2 separate regions of the Homo sapiens genome follow, and region 2 is linked to region 1. The links are chromatin loops, found by intact Hi-C in ENCODE. Cell type or tissue: heart right ventricle. All regions are shown on one strand. Each heading gives the region's core, and the rest is flanking DNA. Links, peaks and the distances in the headings are about the cores only.

Region 1 (11,013 bases), core at 2,604-7,603:
AGAGAGGAATAGTAGTACATCCATAGTATGGAATATTATATAGCCATTAGAAATGAAATACCTTTACTGTGTATGCACTGATGGAAAAGCTCATCTGCCATAAATGCTTTAGAAATATAATGATGTAAAGCATTATTCAGACTATGATCTCATTTTTGTAAAAACAACAAACCAAAATGTATAAATGAATATATAAATATAGGTATCTGCTTCATTAAGAATAAGAATAATATATTTTAACTGTTAACAGTGGATTTCCCAAGGTATCAAATTTTTTTAAAAAAAGGTGGAGGGGAATGGTGGCAGGGGAGTGGGAGGAGTTTTCACTTTTTAATATATTCACATCTGCATTGTTTGGAATTTTGTTCATAAACATGTGTTTTCATAATAATTTACATGATTTTTTAAAAAATGTATCAGGAATAAATCCCTCTGTATATCTGATGGTTTGAAGCTCTAATCCAAAAGGAAACACACTGTCAATCAGCAAATAGTGCAAATAAGTATCTCTTCACCTAAAGAAACTCCTTAAAAGTAACGGTATAAATTGTCTCACACTTGTAAATATATAGCTGTCACATGTCACAAATTACAAGAGGTACAAATGAAATCCAAGGCTGTTCTATGATAGAAATCATTACATTTTATCTGGGTGGGCTGATAGTAACAGCAGAAGAGAAATGTGTAGATACAGTTTTAAAAGATGCTGAAAGTATGCAAATATTTTCATAATAGTACTAGAAAGATATGCTGCTGCTGTATTATGATACATAACATCATAGATACTGATTGTCATCCTTAAACCTTCCTTATTAAGAGTTCCATCTCAACCTAGAGGGGAACCATGTCCATGGCAGTGAATCCAGTAACTAGTGAACATATTTGTGTTGAGAACCTAATGTTAGGGGGACGGGAAGAACAAAGATAAATAAGAGCCAAGAATTTCCCTCTGATACAAAGTACTAGAATGCTACATTGGCACGTGGTGCTATGAATAAACTAGGACTTTTTTTTTTTTTTTTTTTGAGACAGGGTCTTGTTCTTTTGCCCAGGCTGGAGTGCAGTGGCACAATCTCAACCCACTGCAACCTCTGCCTCCTGGGTTCAAGTGATTCTCCTGCCTCAGCCTCCTAAGTAGATAGGATTACAGGCACATGCCAATTTGCCTGGCTAGTTTTTGTGTTTTTAGAAGAGAAGGGGTTTCACTCTGTTGGTCAGGCTGGTCTTGAACTCCTGACCTCAAGTGATCCGCCCACCTGGGCCTCCCAAAGTGCTGGGATTACAAGTGTGAGCCACTGTACCCGGCCAAACTAGGACTTTAGAATAGAGTGGTTGGATGGTCCCTCCAAAGGGAGGTGTTTTGTTTTCTATTTCATTTTGTTTTAGGATAGGAAAAACAACATGATTGTAAGCAAAGAGGAAGGAGTCAGTATAGAGAGGAGATAAAGAGATGATTAAGGGAAAAGAGGTAATTAACTAGATAAGCCCTGGAAGAAGCAGAGAGAGAGCCCAGGGGAGAAACTGGCCTTCAGAAAGAGGAAGAATATCCACAATCTATAAAAGCAGGAAGAGGGCCTGAGCAGTGAGGCAGAGACACTCTGAGGCAAAGGAGGAGGAAACAAAGGAGTCTGCATGGCTTTCACCAATAAAGAAGTGACTTTATTGACAGAGAGTGAAAGAGTAGTGGCAGGCTTGGGGGCTGTAGAAAGATTTGGAATAGGCACTGTGAAGAATAGAAGATCACCTGGAATGATTAAAAAAATAGTGGGGTATCACTGAGGTGCCAGCTGAAGCGGAGTCACATGCATTTTTAGTGAAATTAATTTAAAATACATTCTCATTACTTTTTCTAGCAATGCAGCAGCCAGGCACAGGGGCATAGAAATTCAGAGTGGCTAGAATGGATGGACCATAGAAATCAAATGATTTCTATATTGAAAGCTTCATAAGAAAATTCACTGGAAATTAGTCAAATAATGGCTTCACTATAAATTTCACTTTGTCAATGTTTCTTTTCCCTTAATTTTTATACTCAAATCTGTACTTCTGTAAAGAGGTGGGAACAATATTCTGTACTTCAAATGTTAACCAACTAGATAATGCCATTAGAATTTTTAAAGCTTCTAGCTCACAGTTGCTTCTCATACATTATGTATTTTTAGGCTGGAAAAACTAATAACATCCTTTTTGGAAGACCAGGATTCAGACAGTAGATTAGAGGTTGGCGCGGATATGCGTAAAGTTCATCACTGTTTTCATCATTTAAAGGTAAACTTAAATGTTTCCCCAATAGAAGCCATTTTCAGCCATGTTCAAGCTGCAAAAAAACTTTTCTAGTTGACCAGTTCTTGGAAGGTTAGGATCCAGCATTGCATGTCCAGAAAATGGTACGATCTTTGAATCAATAGTATGATTATCACTGAGTTTCTTCAGAGATTGTATCTTACTTGCCAATAAATAAACTCAGGCCATGGACTTCTAATTCTTTTGTCAGGAATCTCTACCTTCTACACAGAATAGTTCCATATTTTTTAAAAAACTATTTTCAAGCTATATCAAGAGAATTGCATTCTGTATTTTTTCAGCAGTTTGATATACCCATATGATATTTCAGTTTTTCTCTGCCTTAGGTTTTAATTTTCATGACAAGGGGCTGGGAATATAATCACTTTTACTTTTAGCTCACTTGTATTTTTGCATACTTCTTTAAGATAATAAACATTTGTTGTGAGTTACTAAGGGCCAGGTATAGATAAGACAAAGTTTAATAAGCAAGTCATGGAGATGACAGATGTTGTAAAGAATAATCACAATACATGATAAGTACTAGAATAAAAGTGTAAATTAAGTGGAATGATGTATAGAGAAAGGGAAAGGAGTCCAAGAAGAGATAATGTTGAGTAGGCATTTCCCAATTTAGGGAAGGAGAGATAAGATGGGGAGAGAGGGTTGAGGAAGGAGGAGGGGAAAGAAGGCAGGTAGAAGGGAGAAAACATGCCAAGCCAAAAAAGCAACTGCATCGCAAAGACATCGCACCTGCATCAGACAGGTCACACATGCCTGATGTGTGCAGGGAATTGTTAAAGGAAAAAGAGTCAAAGAAACAAAGAAATTTGGACTAGAGATATGGGTACTAAGCTCTTATTTTATCTTACAGAAACTATTGAATGACAAGAAGATCCTTGAAAACAATACAGTCTCCTCTGAAAGCAAAGACCAAGATTGTCAAGAACCATTAAAAGAAGAAGAATATAGAAAGCTACGAGATATTCTGAAACAGAGAGATAACGAAATCAGTATCCTTTCTGAAGTGATGAAGAAACTTCCTCTATCCTGGTTTGAAAGGGGTAAACAGCAGTCTTTCCTGAGCCACATGGCTGAGCTCCCCACCCAGCTTCCATTTCACATTGCTTCTTTCCATTGAGAAGTCAAAGGTCCCTTCAGCAAAGTATTGCAACCAGTGAAAAAGAGTTTCTATAAAAGAAAAAAATGTGTTTGTTTTTATCCTGACATAGTTACTCTTGCAGGGAACATTTTAGTTTATTTCAAAGTATGAGCCTTTTTACACCATCTTTTAACATTAATTTTTTAAAATATATTTTTTGGCTCCTCTGTTGTGTTCTCTTTGTGTTAGCCCTGAGCCAGTAAGTTAGCTGGTTATCTTTAGCAAGCTGACCAGACAACAGGCTGACCACAGACTCACCATGGCCCAGAATCTGTGGCTGGTGCGTGGGTGAAACTCAAATGATGGCTGAAAAATGACAAATGGTATTTAGCTTATGAAGAGCAGAGATTGATTTAAATGTAACTTTTTATTTAAAAGCCAGATCTACTGCTTTGAGTTACACTTACAAATGTTCCCAAATTTGGAAGTGAGTATAGATGAGTGTTCAAGATAGAATTCTTTTTTTTAGCTAAACTGATCAGTACCAAATAAGATAGAATTCTTATTGGCTCCAAGAGGCAGTGTATTTTGGGTGCTGAAAGTGGTAGTAGCCCATGGGAGCATGTGCTGCCTCCAGTTGCAGACGAAGTGGTTACTTCTATGGAGCCCCTGTGGGGTTGGGTGGAACTCAGGCCTCCCAGATATTTCTTTGGTATTGTTTCTCATTTTATCTTTCAAGCTTCTTGTAAAAAGATTTGACATTTTCATTACGTTTGCAGAATTTAAACATGCACAAGAAATCCTTTCGGTCAGTTCTTTATAAACAGATATTTTTGTTCTTTTTTTAAATTACCAAAAGATGCTTTAGCTTCAGCTATTTATGCAAAATGCATGAAAATAGTCTACATAAAGGAAACCCAGTAATAAAGAGGTAAGAACAAACCAAATGGGAGGTAGACATGTTGCCTGATTAACTTTGGTCTCTAATTTTACTTGAGTATCAGCAGATCCTGTGTGTCAGATTCAAGTGAGTTTTAGCTGGCCAGGGAACAGTAGGTTCAGCTGAGAATCCCCCCCCACCCACACACACACACACAAGCCTTCATCCGTCAGTGCTGCCCATGGTGTTGTCACCCTCACATTCCTTTTCCTTCCTCTTACACCATCCATCTCCTGGCATGGTCTCGGCCTGGACCTCAGTCCTGGCCCCAGCCCCAGTCTGAGCTCTGTTTCTTTTCCTGGCCTTGATCCTAGTCTAGGATCTTCTCCTTTAAATACTCCTACCAACTTCTTAATCCCCTTCTGGGCTTATGAATGTCTGTGCATATAGGAGGGATGAAATGAGATATGACAGAGAGAGAACAGTCCAAGTTTGTTCCTATATGTTTATTTTTAAAAGAGAGTGAAAGAGAGATATCCATCACCTCCCCTCCTTCACTGTGGTGAATCCAGGCATCACCATTCATGTGGGGTTACCCTAGATTCTTTACTAACTGTCAGCAATTCAAACAGGGCTCCCTCCATCTGACACTCTTATTCAAAATGATGGTGTATGGGAGTCAGAGTGGAAAGAATACTGCACTTCAATTCATACCTGGATTGAAATCCTAGCTCTTCATTTATTAGCTCTGTACCTACTCAGTGACATTGCTTTCTACTCTTCAGGAGCAGGACCATAAGACCTGCTGAGAAAAGCCCATAAGTGCTTTGAGCACTGCGGAGTGTGATGTAATTGGAGTTATGACTATGAAGACAATAAGCAATCTCAGAAGAAGGAAGAATAGCAGCTAAGATTTAATCCTCTCAAAGCTGTGCTTATCAAAGACCAACGACTAAGAAAACCTCCTGAAATCTCACAGTTATTCAGAGTCAGGTTGGAGGATGTTTTCATATCTTTCTTTGTAGAACCCAGAAGGCTAAGACTGTGACACAACAAATGGGAAAGATATGGCTTCCAGGAAATAAAAAAAGTGATTATAATTGAGTTTCACAAAAGACAGTAATGCACCCAAATGACTGCGAACGACATCAGATCTTCTTGGAAAGAGACTGAAAATGATGTCCTGTTGGTGACATCCTCAGCTTGAATAAAGTTCACACACCCCTTCACAAAATATATGACAGGGGGATCCATGACCCAGCAAAGTGTTTAGCACAAAGGCCATTCCCATAAATGGGAATAGGGAGGACAAGAAGACAGGGGAAAGGTGAGAAGAAGGAAGGCAGCACAGAAGATAGATTCGTATTGCGATCTTTATGAAATGTACATCAGAACGCATCATTATTCTCATTAAAGTCTTCAAGGGGCTTCCCATGATATGAAGAATGAAACCAAACTCCTTGCTCTGGTTTACGAGGGCCTGGATGATCTTGCCCTGCCTACACCATCCCCTCCCCCACGGACCTCATTTCTCATGCCTCGTCCCACGTGTGCTAGGCTTCAGTCACAGTTACCTTCTTGTTGTTCTTCTAACACGAGGTTCCTCAGCCTTGGCACTATCAACATTTGTGGCTGGATAATTCTTCATCTCAGGAGCTGTCCTGTGCATTGTAGGAAGTGGGATCACAGGACTGTAGCATTGGGAGCCACTTCCGGGCCTGTTTCTCTTTAGGGAAACTTCCTGTTTCTCCTCTGCATTGATGTTCTTCCTCTGGCTGGTTCTTCTTATGGCTCAGATCTCAGCTTAAAGGTCACTCTTAGGCCTTTTGTAGCACCCAATGTATAGCAGCTGCCCAGTCACCCTTGACCTTCTTCAGATTAGGTATGTGGCATTCTGATGTTGTGTGTGTGTGCATGTGCATGCATGCATGTGTGAGACGTCTTTCCCCAGTAGGACGTCTGCTTCGTGAGAGCAAGAAACTACTCTGCCTTGTCATTGCTCTATACCGATGCCTAGAACAGGGCCTGGCATCTATAGCACAAGCTCCAACAAATATCACTGAATGAGTGAGTCGATGGAGTCGATGGATATTGCCATCACAGTGTGTGAACCAATGGAAGTGTATGATGACATTGGTAATCAGTTCCATACAAAGAGGAGCAGCGTGTTCGGCCAGAGCCCTGTTCTTCTCTGTCATGTTAATGCTTAGACACTAAGAAGCTGTGAACATTTTTGGTAAGTACATGTTGTTTTGGGGCAAGGAATGGAAGCCACATCAGAGAGAGCAAACCTGATTATGCTTCCAGAAATCACCAAGTGGGAGTTAAAGCTGAGGAGGAAGATGAAGGTCAAATGACTTCCACGCTGCTTGTCCAAGAATAAATATCATCTGGGTACCTGTCCGCCTTTCTAAGTAGCAGTGCTCTCTGTATCCCCTTCCTCTGAAAAGTTTACCCTTTAGGACACATACCACATTTAGACTCCCATTTTAATGAGCCTTCTCTAGCGATGCAAAGGCATTGAATTCATCTTACCCCATATGCAGTTAGAGCTCTGAGATTCTCAGTAGGGGTTACAGTCTTTCCATTTAGCAGATTGGACAAAAATCTCTTAGAGTTCTAGGCATCGTGAACACAGAATGAACACTGAAGTAGGGTAGAGGGGAGTGGTTTTATCCTTTATCATCAATGGTCCTGGCATATCTCAATGGCCTACAGAAGGTGCATTTTAAAATGATATGTCTGTGCTAACAATTCGCTTCTTTTCTGTTACATTTGAGACCAAACATTAGTGGCTTAAAAAGCCCCCATCTGAGTGAACTCTACATAAGCACGTGCTGAGCTTGGGGTGCTCTGGCTGAACCTTTGTCACCGCACCGGCCGCCAGGATGAAGACGGCTGATCTGCCAGCCGGGTGGGTTTCACCATCCTCCCGCTCTGCTCTGCTGCTGCCTCCCGAGCAGGCGCGTGCTCGCCCAGGGGGCTGATACATATACATGGGCTATGTGAGTAAATTCATCTTTTATCTGGGAAGATGTATACATAGCCTATTGTCTACTACTATTCAGCCTTCATTTGACTTTTTATAAGCACTTTCATAAGATTGTTAAGATGTACCTGGTTTAAACTCAGAACATTGTAAAGACCTTGCGTTTGCTAATTTTTCATACAGTGGTGCTATATAGAAAGCAAGCCTCCTAAATTGTCCATTGCTATATATGGGGCTTCAGGAAGTTGAAGCCTTCCTTCAGTCTTTACCACATGATAAATAGCAAATGTTAGGAACATTAATGACACTTAGGACATTTGTGTTTTGATTACTATAAGCTAGCATCAGGCATTAAATCCTTAAGTCAAGTTTCAGATATCCTGGTCAACATGTTAAAAAAAGAAAAGAAGAAAGCTCAGGAGGCTCTCCACTTGGCTGGCATGGATAGACGTGAATTCAGACAGTCCCAGAGCCCACCCTTCCGCCTAGGAAACCCAGAAGAAGGTCAAAGAATGCGACTATCCTCAGCTCCCTCACAGGCCCAGGACTTCAGCATTTTGGGGAAAAGATCCAGTTTGCTCCACAAGAAAATAGGTCAGTTGACTAAATTTCCAGTATTTCTCATTGTCTGTAATGGATTTCGATGTAGCACCCTTTAGTTTTACATGTATCAGGATGAAGGCTCAATTTCTTTGTTAGAATTATTTTTTATAACTATCAATTATCTTAAATTAAATACCACTTTCCCAAACTGATGACTGAACTGAGGGGAACCAACTATGAATTTTCTCAGAATTCAGCATTAGAATAGATGGGTTCAGGGTAACAGTAAAAAAGTTAATTTTAGAGAAAGGGAACAAATAAGATCAGATATTGCTGATATGATGACGAGGCAGCGTTTATTTATAAATCCAAATGAACTATCTGCAGGAAAACTATTTAAAAATATTACCAGGCCAGGCACGGTGGCTCACGCCTGGAATCCCAGCATTTTGGGAGGCCAAGGCAGGCAGATCACAAGGTCAGGAGTTCAAGACCAGCCTGGCCAATATGGTGAAACCCTATCTCTACTAAAAAGTGCAAAAATTAGCTGGGCGTGGTGGTGCGCGCCTGTAATCCCAGCTACTCAGGAGGCTGAGGCAGGAGAATCATTTGAACCCGAGAGGTGGAGGTTGCAGTGAGCCAAGATCAGGCCACTACACTCCTGCCTGGGTGACAGAGTGAGACTCTGTCTCAAAAATAATAAAATAATAATACCACAGACTTAAATGACAATAAATTAATAAAACTTTGTCACGTAATAGCATTTGGCAGGGTTGGGCCAACTCAGAGACACCTTTCCTGTTTCCAGCTTTTTTTTTTAATTTTATTTTATTATTATTATACTTTAAGTTTTCGGGTACATGTGCACAATATGCAGGTTAGTTACATATGTATACATGTGCCATGCTGGTGTGCTGCACCCATTAACTTGTCATTTAGCATTAGGTATATCTCCCAATGCTATCCCTCCCCCCTCCCCCCACCCCACAACAGTCCCCAGAGTGTGATGTTCCCCTTCCTGTGTCGATGTGTTCTCATTGTTCAATTCCCACCTATGAGTGAGAACATGCAGTGTTTGGTTTTTTGTCCTTGCGATAGTTTACTGAGAATGATGATTTCCAATTTCATCCATGTCCCTACAAAGGACATGAACTCATCATTTTTTATGGCTGCATAGTATTCCATAGTGTATATGTGCCACATTTTCTTAATCCAGTCTATCATTGTTGGACATTTGGGTTGGTTCCAAGTCTTTGCTATTGTGAATAGTGCCACAATAAACATATGTGTGCATGTGTCTTTATAGCAGCAAGATTTATAGTCCTTTGGGTATATACCCAATAATGGGATGGCTGGGTCAAATGGTATTTCTAGTTCTAGATCCCTGAGGAATGGCCACACTGACTTCCACAATGGTTGAACTAGTTTACAGTCCCACCAACAGTGTAAAAGTGTTCCTATTTCTCCACATCCTCTCCAGCACCTGTTGTTTCCTGACTTTTTAATGATGGCCATTCTAACTGTTGTAAGATGGTATCTCATTGTGGTTTTGATTTGCATTTCTCTGATGGCCAGTGATGATGGGCATTTTTTCATGTGTCTTTTGGCTGCATAAATGTCTTCTTTTGAGAAGTGTCTGTTCATATCCTTTGCCCACTTTCTGATGGGGTTGTTTGTTTTTTTCTTGTAAATTTGTTTGAGTTCATTGTAGATTCTGGATATTAGCCCTCTGTCAGATGAGTAGGTTGCGAAAATTTTCTCCCATGTTGTAGGTTGCCTGTTCACTCTGATGGTAGTTTCTTTTGCTGTGCAGAAGCTCTTTAGTTTAATTAGATCCCATTTGTCAATTTTGGCTTTTGTTCCATTGCTTTTGGTGTTTTAGACATGAAGTCCTTGCCCATGCCTGTGTCCTGAATGGTAATGCCTAGGTTTTCTTCTAGGGTTTTTATGGTTTTAGGTCTAACATTTAAGTCTTTAATCCATCTTGAATTAATTTTTGTATAAGGTGTAAGGAAGGAATTCAGTTTCAACTTTCTACATATAGCTAGCCAGTTTTCCCAGCACCATTTGTTAAATAGGGAATCCTTTCCCCATTGCTTATTTTTCTCAGGTTTGTCAAAGATCAAATAGTTGTAGGTATGCGGCATTATTTCTGAGGGCTCTGTTCTGTTCCATTGGTCTATATCTCTGTTTTGGTACCAGTACCATGCTGTTTTGGTTCCTGTAGCCCTGTAGTATAGTTTGAAGTCAGGTAGCGTGATGCCTCCAGCTTTGTTCTTTTGGCTTAGGACTGACTTGGTGATGCGGGCTCTTTTTTGGTTCCGTATGAACTTTAAAGTAGTTTTTTCCAATTCTGTGAAGAAAGTCATTGGTTGCTTGATGGGGATGGCATTGAATCTATAAATTACCTTGGGCAGTATGGCCATTTTCATGATATTGATTCTTCCTACCCATGAGCATGGAATGTTCTTCCATTTGTTTGTATCCTCTTTTATTTCATTGAGCAGTGGTTTGTAGTTCTCCTTGAAGAGGTCCTTCACATCCCTTGTAAGTTGGATTCCTAGGTATTTTATTCTCTTTGAAGCAATTGTGAATGGGAGTTCACTCATGATTTGGCTCTCTGTTTGTCTGTTGTTGGTGTATAGGAATGCTTGTGATTTTTGTACATTGATTTTGTATCCTAACACTTTGCTGAAGTTGCTTATCACCTTAAGGAGATTTTGGGCTGAGACAATGGGGTTTTCTAGATATACAATCATGTCATCTGCAAACAGGGACAATTTGACTTCCTCTTTTCCTAATTGAGTACCCTTTATTTCCTTCTCCTGCCTGAGTGCCCTGGCCAGAACTTCCAACACTATGTTGAATAGGAGTGGTGAGAGAGGGCATCCCTGTCTTGTGCCAGTTTTCAAAGGGAATGCTTCCAGTTTTTGCCCATTCAGTATGATATTGGCTATGGGTTTGTCATAGATAGCTCTTATTATTTTGAGATACGTCCCATCAATACCTAATTTATTGAGAGTTTTTAGCATGAAGCATTGTTGAATTTTGTCAAAGGCCTTTTCTGCATCTATTGAGATAATCATGTGGTTTTTGTCTTTGGTTCTGTTTATATGCTGGATTACATTTATTGATTTGCATATATTGAACCAGCCTTGCATCCCAGGGATGAAGCCCACTCGATCATGGTGGATAAGCTTTTTGATGTGCTGCTGG
Region 2 (11,013 bases), core at 2,163-7,162, 120 kb after region 1:
AGGGGAATAAGAAAAATGTTCTTGTATGAAAACAAATAACTGCATAAGCAGGGTTTCAACAACAGACATCAAAGGAAGGCTTCACAGATGCTCATAGGGTCACTTCCATGCCACCCTTACTTTAGGAAATGCCCTTCCAGTAACCCGGGCCCCTTCCACACATTTGCTTCCATTCCCTCTAGTGACAGGAAGGACTCATGTGGCCCAACTGTGGGAAGATGGGCAGTTCTGGGAATACAGACACAGACTGGAGGGGGTTGACTTAGGGTGAAATTCAGCGATGGCTTCCTGCCTCATCTCTAAGCCTCAGCTTCCCAATAGACCTCAGCAACCAGGACCCACCAGCCTGGACTCCCATTTCACCCCAGACTTCTCACATCAGACTAATTCTGTGGTCTGACCATGCTGGTGTTGGGACATTATGTTGGCAAAGTGCCACTAAATAGGGGCTGGAACTAATTGCCCCCATGCAAAAGCCTTGAATGAGTTCAGCCTCTCTACCCCATAGCAAGTAGGTTCTAAGCACAAATGTAGGGATTATTGGTGACCCACAATCTCTTCTGACTCTCTCAGCCCTGACCCAGAGTATAAGAATTGATTTAGAGTTGCAGGAGGGGACAGTGAGTGGTTCCCCCATCCCCTTCATTCCATGTTACTTTTTTTTTGAAGAGACAGAGTCTCACTCTGTCGCCTAGGCTGGAGTGCAGTGGTGTGATCATGGCTTACTGCAGCCTCAACCTCCCAGATTCAAGTGATCCTCCTGCCTCAGCCTACCGAGTAGCTGGGACTACAGATGCATGCCATCACGCCTGACTAATTTTACCTTTTGTAGAGATGAGGTCCCTCTGTGTTGCCAAAGGTGGTCTAGAACTCCTGGGCTCAAATGATCCTCCCCCCTCCCTGGGCCTTCCAAAGTACTGGGATTACAGGTGTAAGCCAATGCACTCAGCCCCATGTTACTTAATAGAAAGGTTTTTCTTCCCCTTTTTCCTGCACCCTTTGCTGCTCTCACGGGGAATTTCTAGCATCTCTAAGCTCTGGTCTCCAGTCTGAGGAAGTTGTGCTGCCTGTATGTGACAAGAGAAATAAGATGTTGGCACATGAATAGGATGTTCGCCCTTTGGTGAACTAGAGCATGTGAGCCAATTCTTAAGCCAGATTTTTCAGCAGAGAACAATTGCAATTCACAATCACATTTTCCAGGCATGACTCATCCCTATAGTATACAATAATATGAAGAGAGGCTGGAAACCCCATGCTTGGCAAATACCAGTGCCCAGGCACTGCAAGCTTTCTTTTGTGGCAGATTTTTCATACAAACTGAGTCCATCAGTCTCAGAGTCCCATTCAATAACAAAAGAAGAAATAAATGGGGAGATTAACTGCTATTGGAAATGAAGGTGTTGAAAATGTAAACTAAACAAAGCAAAGCACCCCTTCACTCAGTTGGATCCTTCTAACATAGAATCAAACAGCCATCTAAAACCAACAGGAAAACCGGACCGAGGGTGGAGAGAAACCGTGTGGCACCATCAGGAGGTAACTCCCATGGTGAGGAGGAGTTTCCTGGCTCCCATTAGACTTTCATTTTAACCCTTATGATTTTTCCTTTTTTTTTTTTTTTTGTATTTACATCTTTTCTGCTGAACTAAAATGATAAACTCTGAGAGCAGAGATTAGATTAGAATCTTCTCAGCCTCTCCACAATTTTAAAAGCAGTGCTGGCCACAGGAAAAAAAAAAAAAGGTACTCAAAAAACACTTTTTTTGTTTGTGAATGACAATTTGAAATTGACTTTGAGAAATCTTGGCAGCCAAGAAAATGGCTGGAGAAGACTTTACAGCTTCCGAGAAGTAGGAGGATGCAGCAGGCTTCTGGAGGGTCAGGGGAGGAGCTGATCAACTGGAGGCGGGAGAGGGAGGCCATAGTGGGAGAGATGAAACGGGAAAGGAATACTAGCATTTTTTAAAAAGCATAAGGGGAACAAAGGGTGGATCTTTATTACAATAAAGTGGAGGCAGCCAGGGTACAAGGTACAAGTTTATGGAGGAAAAAAATGGCAAAATATAGGCCCAGTCTTCTGTCCTCCTCTCTGACAGGGAAGGGTATTGGATGTTCACTCTATGAAAAAGCAACATATTAAGTTAGTTGTTCTAGACAAGAAAAGTAGGAAAGATATTGTAGGAACCCTTTGCCCTCAAACACATATTGGCCCACCATTCTCAGAAGGCAATCTCAGCTGGCATGACAGAGCATCTGGTTGCAGAGGCTCTTGGGGACTGAGTGGCTGCTGAACGAACACCAGCCCCTCTCTTTGGCCCATGGGTAAAAGCAGCCACTGCCCATGATCCCTAGTGAATGGTGTGTGGGGCAGAGCCAGCTGCTTCCCCAGTCATGATGAGTATCTCCGCCTGACACACCCCACAGCAGGATGGGATTCTTTCTGGAACTGATCTTGGAAGTTAACGTCAGATTCACCCTCAATTCCTCCATCCTTTTCATTTCCATTGAAAATGAGAAACTCAGCAACCATCTTGAGTGTCCTTGACCATTGACTTGCAGAGATCCTTTCTAATACTTTGGTTTGCTGAGACAAACTATTGTCTGTGGTTACTGCTTCCAACACACATTCCCACTTCACAGTCCATCACATTCCCTACGGGGGGTTCCTACACTGCCAGGCCATGGTCATAATGAATTTATGACACACAAAACATATTTGCATGCATGCTCTTTCCACATCAACCCAGCCCTGACGGCATCTCATTCTAATCCTAGAAATGAAGAGCCTGAGACCCAGTCGCTAAGAGGTGAGGTAGGCATTTGGTCCTACTCTGACTTCCAGTCTAGCGCTCCTCACTTGTGCACGTTGCCTTGGCACACACACTTGCTCACGTGCTTATCTTCTTTTATTCTACAAATATTTATGGAATGCTTACTAGGTGCAAGCCCCTGTTCTAAGCCCCAGAGAAAAGAGTGAATTAAGCAGATGTGGTTGCTGTCCTCATGGAGCTTACCATATTGAAAGGGAAACAAACAAGTAAACAGGCAATTCACATATAGTATGCCATCTGCTTATGATGGCAGAAGTGCAGGGTGCTGGGGAGCACCTGGGGGTGTCATGTATTGTAGACCTGCACAGTCCTGGAATGCTATCCAGAGGAGGAGACATCACTGTGGAAACTAAGGGGTTAGGCAGAAATTAGTCAGAGGAAAAGACAGGCTCCAAGTAAAGGGGACGTCCCCAAGATGAGAGACAGTGTGACACTTGACGAAACTAAGATTCAAGCCTGCCTGGGAATGTTGTGGGGGATGGAAGAGAAGAAGCTGGAGAAGGCAGCAGGAGCCAGAGCGTGAAGAGTCTACTTCGCCCTGTTAGGGAATCCGGACTTTCTCCCGAGGTCACTGGGGAGCACTTGAGGAGTTTTGAGCAGGGGAGTAACAGGACCAGGTTTGCATTAAGAAGAATCACTCAGGCTAAAATGTGGGGACTAGCCTGCGGACAGGCAGTGCGATTGCAGGGGAAGGAGCAAGCAGTGGTTGCAATAATCTGGGAGAGATGGCAGCGTTCTGCTCTCAGGCAGTTGGAGCTAAGTGGAATGCTCTGATAGATATTGAGGATAGAGAATGGCTGAGACTCCAGGATTGAGGGAAGGCGCTAATGGAGAGAGGGGCAAAGGGTGGCGTGCAGGTTACTGACATGAGCCATCCGTAAGTGATGGTGCTGTGCATTGAGACAGGAACAACAGGAAAAACAGGGGAGGTGTTCAGGGCAGATGATTAGTTCTTTTTGGGTACAGTCGATTTTAGTTATCTTCAAGGTATCAAACAGGCTGTTGGATACCTGAGTCAGGAACTAAAGCAGGGCTGAGGTGGAGATTTGAGAGATGACAGTTGAGATAGCCAAGGAGATGCTGGCATAAAGGGAATGCCTACAGGGAGTAGGGAAAATGAGGAGTGGGCCTAGGACAAAATCCTGTGGATTATCAACATTCAAGGAACAGGCTGCAGAACACATCAGCAAAGGAGACTGAGAAGGAGGTGCCAGAGAGAGGGGGAAAAAGACAGAAGAGCCGGGGCCCTTGGAAGCCAATAACAGAGCATTTCCCCAGGGTCTGCAAGTACCTGTCTGGCACACAGTGGGAGCCATAGTTGAGGAGGGCTGGGTGTTACGGGAAGCCAGGCTAGTAGAAGAACAGCAGAGCATCGCATTCCTTCTCCCTTCCAAGCCCAGCCCCTGCCCCTGCACAGGATTTTGTGTGCAGGTGACATGGCAGCCTGCCTGCATCCACACTGGAACTGCACCCAGCTATCTTACACTCCCCAAAGCCAGCCACACAACTAACGACGCCCTAATAGGAATGCTTTGGCACCAATAGAAAGAAACCCTCGGGCGCTCATCAGTGGTCCTGGCTGAGTTACACAACCTTCCTGCCCCTCCTCAAGGTGCAGCCTCATCAGCATAGCAGTGAGCAGCACCTTAGGATATCGTACAGGGGTGCAGCATACCCTTGGCCAAAAGTTGGCTCCCTGAGCCATCTCATGGATGAGGATGCGCCTTTTAGATAATCAGGAGGCAGGAAACTCCCCCTGGTGAAGTTTAGGTGAGCAGAATTCAGACGGAGGGGCAGGAGGAAAGGGAGTAAGTGAGGAGGGAGGGAGACTGGGGCTGGCTGGAGAGGCGTGGAGATGCAGGTGGGCCAGGAAGAACGTGGCAGCACTGATGGGGTCACCCTCTTTCTCGCATCTTTCCTAACCGAGTCCTTAGCCTTCTCATCTCTCCCATCTCCTTTGACACTTGCTCTTTCCCTCTACACACTCAGGGTTGGGCCTTTCAGAGTTCGTCTTGACAACCAGGGATCAGGAACACATGTGGGTGGGGTGGCCTGGAGTGGTGACAACTTCCAGAGTGACGGGAAAATGGTCTCATGAAGACTGCACAGCCCTCAGACCACACCTCTCCAGTGGGAAAGCCCTTTTTAGCTCAGGACTGGGCTGCAACAGAGAAACAGGAACAGCTCGTGGCTTTCCACACAGTTTCTGCCAGCTCTGGAGCAGGGCGGCTCTTTGGAGAGAGTTGACCACAGCACTCAGCGGCTCCCTCTGCCAGGCCCCCCAGACACATCTGGGCACCGCCAAGGCTGGGGGACTCCATCCCAGGCTTGTCAGGGATTCTCTGGGCAGCACTGCGGTGGAAAGTCCTTCTTCTGCTTATGTTGTCTTCCTTTTCTATCTGTACTCTGGTTTCCTCCAGCATTGATGTGAATTTCAGTGTGAATTTCAGCAGTTTTGCACCCTTGCTCTTGTATTTTCCTTATTCCGAAGAGTCTAAAGCTTCCAGAAGCCTATGGAACAGGAAATGGGAGGAGTCACTCGTTGAGCAACGTGTGACTGTCAGATCCTATGAATCCTAGGTACTAGGGATGGACAGAGCAGTGATGAAATGATCATAGGCCCTCCCTTGGCAGAATGGAGAGTTGAAGATGGTCCTCATCTTCCAAATGGCCTGCAGCAAATGTCGCCTTATGCCTGCCCAGCAGCAGAGGCCATATGAGCCCACAGAGCCCAGCACAGTGACCTGTGCATCATGTAAATGTCTGAATTGCATCAAGTGGAACTGTACTTCTCCCTGGAAGGTGACAGGCCGTCGCTGAGGAGAGAACATACATAATCTACGATGAGCCTGAACAGCCTTAATAAGGGAGCCAGGGGCGGAGTCCCAAGAAACTAACATTGAGAAAAACTTTAGTCCCCTTCCCTGGAAACCTCCTGTCCACAGTCCCAGGCCAAGCAGACAGATTTGGAAAATAGCAATGACATAATTCACACTTCTTTTCCATCCAACACAGAGCAGTCGTGGCACTCTGGCCTTTGCTTTTGTTGTTCCCCTGCCTGGAATGCCCTCCTCTGCTCACTTCCTCCAACACAATCCCAGTCAACTAAAGTGTTCAAGGATGAAACAATAGGATATCTGGGATTTGCCGGGATATTAGAGATGGGGAAGTGAGAAGAGAAGAGTGCGGAGGAGGAGGGGAAATAGTTGAAATAAAACTGGACAATTAATAAAATGTGATACTGGGTATGTTAGGGTTCATTCTACTATCCTGTGTATATTTGGAAATTTTCATAATAAAACATTTTCTAAAAACTCCTGTGGATCCACAAAACCCAGGTCACTCCCACCTTGTACATGAAGCTTTCCTGACAGCTCTCCGCTCACTCGTGGACAGGCCACTCCCTAGTCAAACGCTAATGGCATGACTAGCCCCGCCAAGGTACAGCCATTTAATTCAGCTATCTATTAGGTGCTTGCTTTCATAGGCTTTCAATTGTCTCTTTAACTTCATGGCAGAAAGGAGAGGAGGGAAAGCAACTAACATTTCATGAGGGCCCACTATGTATAGGGACTGAACTACATGTTCTCACATAGGCCATGTCCTGTCTGCTTCTCTAGCGCAAAGTTGGCTCATCGTGGGTGTCTCAAACATAGGCCAGAAACATAAAGGAATCACTCACTAAACATTAGCACAGCAATCTAGTAGACTAGCATGAAGCCATCAAAGGTATGCATCTCATAATACAGGGAAGGACTTATGTTACAATGCTAAGTGAAAAAAAAACATCGGGGCACAAAATCATATCTGTATTATGATCCCAACCCTATAAAAACTGGCTCTATAAAAGACGGGGTGGATACGTGTATCCAATGTGCTTATTTCTGGGTAGAGGAGTACTTGAGAATTTTTTTCTTGTTTTTGTATTTTCAAAATCTGGCTTAATAACGGTATATAACAGGAATCAGCAAACTTCTTCTATAAAGGGTGAGGTAGAAAATATTTTCAGCCCTGTAGGCCACGCAGTCTCTGTCACATCTAGTCGACTCTGTCTTGTAGCGTGAAAGCAGCCACAGAAAATGCGTCAGTGAATAGGAGTGGCGGTGTTCCAGGGCAACTTTATTTACAGAAACAGGCAGCAGGCCAGATTTGTCTCATAACCAGCCATAGTTTTACAACCTCTGATATATTATTTTATAATCAGAAAAAAGTTATGTAAGTATATATTCTTTGGTTATAAGATCTTGGTATCATAATCAATAGAACACAGCACAGAAACCTTACAGCCAGGCTTTATTCTGATATCTTTGCATCATGAAATAATATAAATTAAAAGTCATAAATGAGAGACTATGAGAATACAAATTCTGTGCTGGATAGAGTAAAAATTAACAATACCTATAATTAATACCAATTTTCTCTCTATTTTTAAGCCTAATATATTTTACTTATTTAGATTTTTCTTTTGTGTCTTTCAATAAAGTTTCATCATATTTTAGTGACCTCTAAGAAATCTATTATTTTTAAAACATCTTGTAGGATGAACAGAAAAACTACAATTTTCATTTTTTTCCCCTCCAGATTTTCTGAAGCCAAGGCCCTGGGAGAAAGTATAAATGAAGCAAGAAGTAAAATTGGTAAGCAGATGATATTCTGTGAGCCTCTTTCAGAAACCATTTTCCTGGTGAAAATCAGGTCATGATGTGCCTCCAAATGGCCATGAAGCCCCAAATGGCCAGTTTCAGGAGAGCCCCTGCCAAGGAAGCTGCTTTGAGAGCCTTCCCTAGGAAGTGTGTGATCCCTCCCACCACCCAGCAGGAAAAGCACTTTCTTTTGTCTAGAACTTGAACTTTTCATCCTCAGGCAGACCTGAGCTCCAGCATCCCAATCAGAGAGTTGTGCTTTTCCCTGGTGTTTTTCAGCAGTAGCTCAGCTAATCATAACTTCACGGTTACAGTGAGACGTCATTTCGTATTTCAAGTATGGGGAAACACTCTTACACCTCCCAAAGCTTCTGCTTAGCATATTTGGCACAGGTATGATATTTTAGCATCAGTCAATAAGCTGGTGGAAGGATAAGAAGCAAAAACAAGCCATCGTGCCTTCCCAAGGTGGAGGCTGCCACGGAGGGCTCCCCACTTAGGTGAGTACCCCTGCAAAGGTGAAGTTAAGGCAAGAGGCAACTCAGTAAAATGTGCCTCGAATTCTCTTTTTTTTTTTTTTTTTTTTTTGAGACAGAGTCTCACTCTGTTGCCCAGGCTGGAGTGCAGTGGCGTGATCTCAGCTCACTGCAACCTCCACCTCCCAGGTTCAAGTGATTCTCCTGCCTCAGCTTCCCATGTGACTGGGACTATGGGTGCATGCCATCACACCCAGCTAATTTTTGTGATTTTAGTAGAGATGGGGTTTCACCACGTTGGCTAGGCTGGTCTCGAACTCCTGACCTCAAGTGATCCACCCACCTCGGCCTCCCAAAGTGCTGGGACTACAGGTGGTGAGCCACCACACCCAGCCTCAAATCCTTTTAAAAGTAAGAGGACAATGTTTTTTTCATCCCAAACTAAAAGATACCACAGAGACCCATCTCCCAGGCCCAGGGCAGCTTCACAGAGGCGATCCCTGTGCCTCACCTCTGTGCTGGAGAAGGCAGCAGTTACTGGCTCACAGCTGGCCCGCTGGGTCTCTCTTACTACCCCCTTTTCTCCGCCTACAAGTGAGGACAGGACAGAAGCCACTGTGAGTGCCCCCTTTAATTTTTCTAACAGAATATAAAAATCACGATAGCCTCAGTTTGTCTCGGTCGGTAAACAGGAGCCCCACAGTCCCCTCTGTGGCCTGAGACAGAAGGGGCTGAGGCAGCCAGACCCAGAGACACAGCCAACAGCCACACTCAGAATCCTTGTGTCTCAGGAGTTCTTGACCTAAGGTCCAGGATCTTGATAGGAGAGAAATGCCCCTGTATTTCTACTAACCTCTAACTGAAACTTAGCACCACCTCAATGATGAACCCAGTGGAAGTCACAGAGGCCTGCATGTCATATCACAGAGGGGCAGACGTTGTAAAATATCTTTTGTGCTATCAGTACAAAATTACAGTGGTTATTAGACTCACCATTAGATCTTTTTATTTAATACATTTATATAAAAGTACATAGATATTTCTGTATCACAAAAGGTTTTACAATTTTGATAACTATTTCAATATAATTGGTTTATCTTAAAAGCCTGCGTATTTTAATTTATGCACCAAATTATTATCCTGAGAAGGGGTCCGTAAGGTCATCAGACTGCCAGAAGATCGCTGGCACAAAAAAAGATTTCAAACCCCTTTCTTGACCTGGATTCCTGAACATCCTAAAACTGCATGAGAAAAACTGGGAGTTAGGAATGTTTGTATTTTTCTGAAGATTATGTCCATCCATAGCTCATCTGATTCTCAGAGGGCCCAGTCACCCACACCAATAAGGAAATTGATCCTAGGCTGATCTCCTTCAGGTGGGAAGGCAGACACTCTGCTGGGGGGCATCCCAGTCCCAGACAGTGGGCAGTGATAGTCTACTTGGCTTGAAGGGGAGAAGGAGGGAAAGAGGAAGCTGACTTCAGTGGAGCCAGGGCCAATTTGTCAGCATCCTCTTACCTCAAGGGACCCAGTGGTCTGTTTTCATCCTTGGAGGGATAAGAGAGAAGACCTTTTATAAACTGTTTCTCCCTAAGAAATAATATAAACTTTTGCTCTTAAAAAATATCTTACTCTGTAAACCAAAATAAAACCGTTCCAACATTAATGAAATAGACTAATGATGGAAGGCACCAATTGACTATACTAATATACTTAGTTTTTTCACTCTGAGTACAATGGAAATAACTACAAATTCCCCATAACTGTGGTGCAATCGTGTATGTTGGTGGAGCAAGTTTGCCACATTCTGAAGATTAGGCAGGTTGGGGGCTGCCTTAAAATCTGCACAGGTGTTTCCTGCCCAAGAGCCAAGGGCCAACCAACTGAGGGCTGTCATTTGATCTGCCCAGAGAAGATGTCTGCTTATAATTCATGTTCAAAGGGCCCAGATATGCTAGGAGAAGATCTGGACAAGTAAACATTTGTTTTATCCAGAAAATAACAAGCATAGTTCACACCAATATTGAGATTCAAGCTTCCATTGCTGCCAAGAACATAGTTAATTCAGTGATGCCTATAAAGCCAATGCCAGTCTTCACTTCACTTTATGCAAATACCACAGTGAGACCCATTCCTGGCCACCCATCTTTCAAATTGTGCTCTAATCCAAGGGGCCCAGGTGAGTGGGTCATTGAGACTCAGCCGTATTACTGAATACCCCCTCACGGTGCTTGACCTCAGGGAGTAGCCTGCCATCACGACATCTCAGACACCAGGTTAGGACTAAGGAGGAGGAAGGTGGAACTTGCACACACATTTAAAATTTCCAAGGCAACCTTGAAGGACACAAGTTTCTGGAAATTTAGGATATGAGTGAGTGCATTTTTCTTAGGGAGAAATGAAATCAAATGGAATTTGCAGTCCCCAAGGAGTCCTTCAGTGAATCTAGGAGGCAGGAGGCAGGAGCATGACATGAATTTGCCCTGTCTGCACGGGATGGTGCCTCAGCTCCACTCCCAAACTGGGCTACATCCTGCCTCTGGACCCTGAGGCAAGATTGAGATGCCGAGGGGTACACACGTAATTGGCCTGCAGAGAAGAAACAAAAGCTGTATTTGTGAACTGCAAACCAGTCAGCCCACATGTTTAAAGTTCAGGTTGCCACTGTCTCCTCGGGTAGTTTGTTTTTTCTCTGACATTGTGATCCACAGCTGCCTCTTGAGCTGCCTTCCTTCTCAAAACTCCCTAAAGGCTATCAATTTAGTAGTGGCTGTATAATATCTAATTTTTATATGGCATAATCAGTCTGAACTTCCATATAATTTCCTTCTCTTAAAAGAAGCCAACCCAACTAGGTAGATAAACTCTTGCCACAAACTCCTTTTTGTCTTTCTCTAGACGCCATTTACATCAATCCTGATGTTGAAATAAGTTGAAATAAGAAATGGGAGGAGTAACCAATTTAAAATCTCCCTGAAAAATAATAAGAGTCTGTGTTTCTGTCGGAGAGCCATTTTTATTGTATCTACCTGTTCCATATACAAGATCATTCGGCTGCTT

Evidence for each region. Peaks named below come from ENCODE experiments on the same cell type or tissue, not always from the same donor. Only the 100,000 strongest peaks of a DNase experiment are listed, where the experiment ranks them.
Region 2: it touches region 1 in a loop (1.8-fold over the local background); 2 of 110 quality-filtered maps call a loop at or near these places.

The regions. Positions count from the first base shown.
Region 1 is chr6:39,536,838-39,547,850 of GRCh38, reverse strand. KIF6 (kinesin family member 6) reads left to right here. Exons shown (of 23, transcript NM_145027.6): 11 at 2,163-2,268; 12 at 3,158-3,296; 13 at 7,630-7,848. Among named protein-coding and RNA genes, the nearest start is that of KIF6, 180 kb to the left of the region's middle. RefSeq lists a silencer at 7,179-7,356. In heart right ventricle, for the core only: no CTCF peak of the experiment used is centred there; DNase peaks (open chromatin) are centred at 3,716 and 4,505; H3K27ac peaks cover 1,431 bases.
Region 2 is chr6:39,416,406-39,427,418 of GRCh38, reverse strand. KIF6 (kinesin family member 6) reads left to right here. Exons shown (of 23, transcript NM_145027.6): 15 at 7,416-7,471. Among named protein-coding and RNA genes, the nearest start is that of KCNK16, 99 kb to the right of the region's middle. RefSeq lists an enhancer at 10,069-10,569. In heart right ventricle, for the core only: no CTCF peak of the experiment used is centred there; DNase peaks (open chromatin) are centred at 4,918, 5,683 and 6,932; H3K27ac peaks cover 2,204 bases.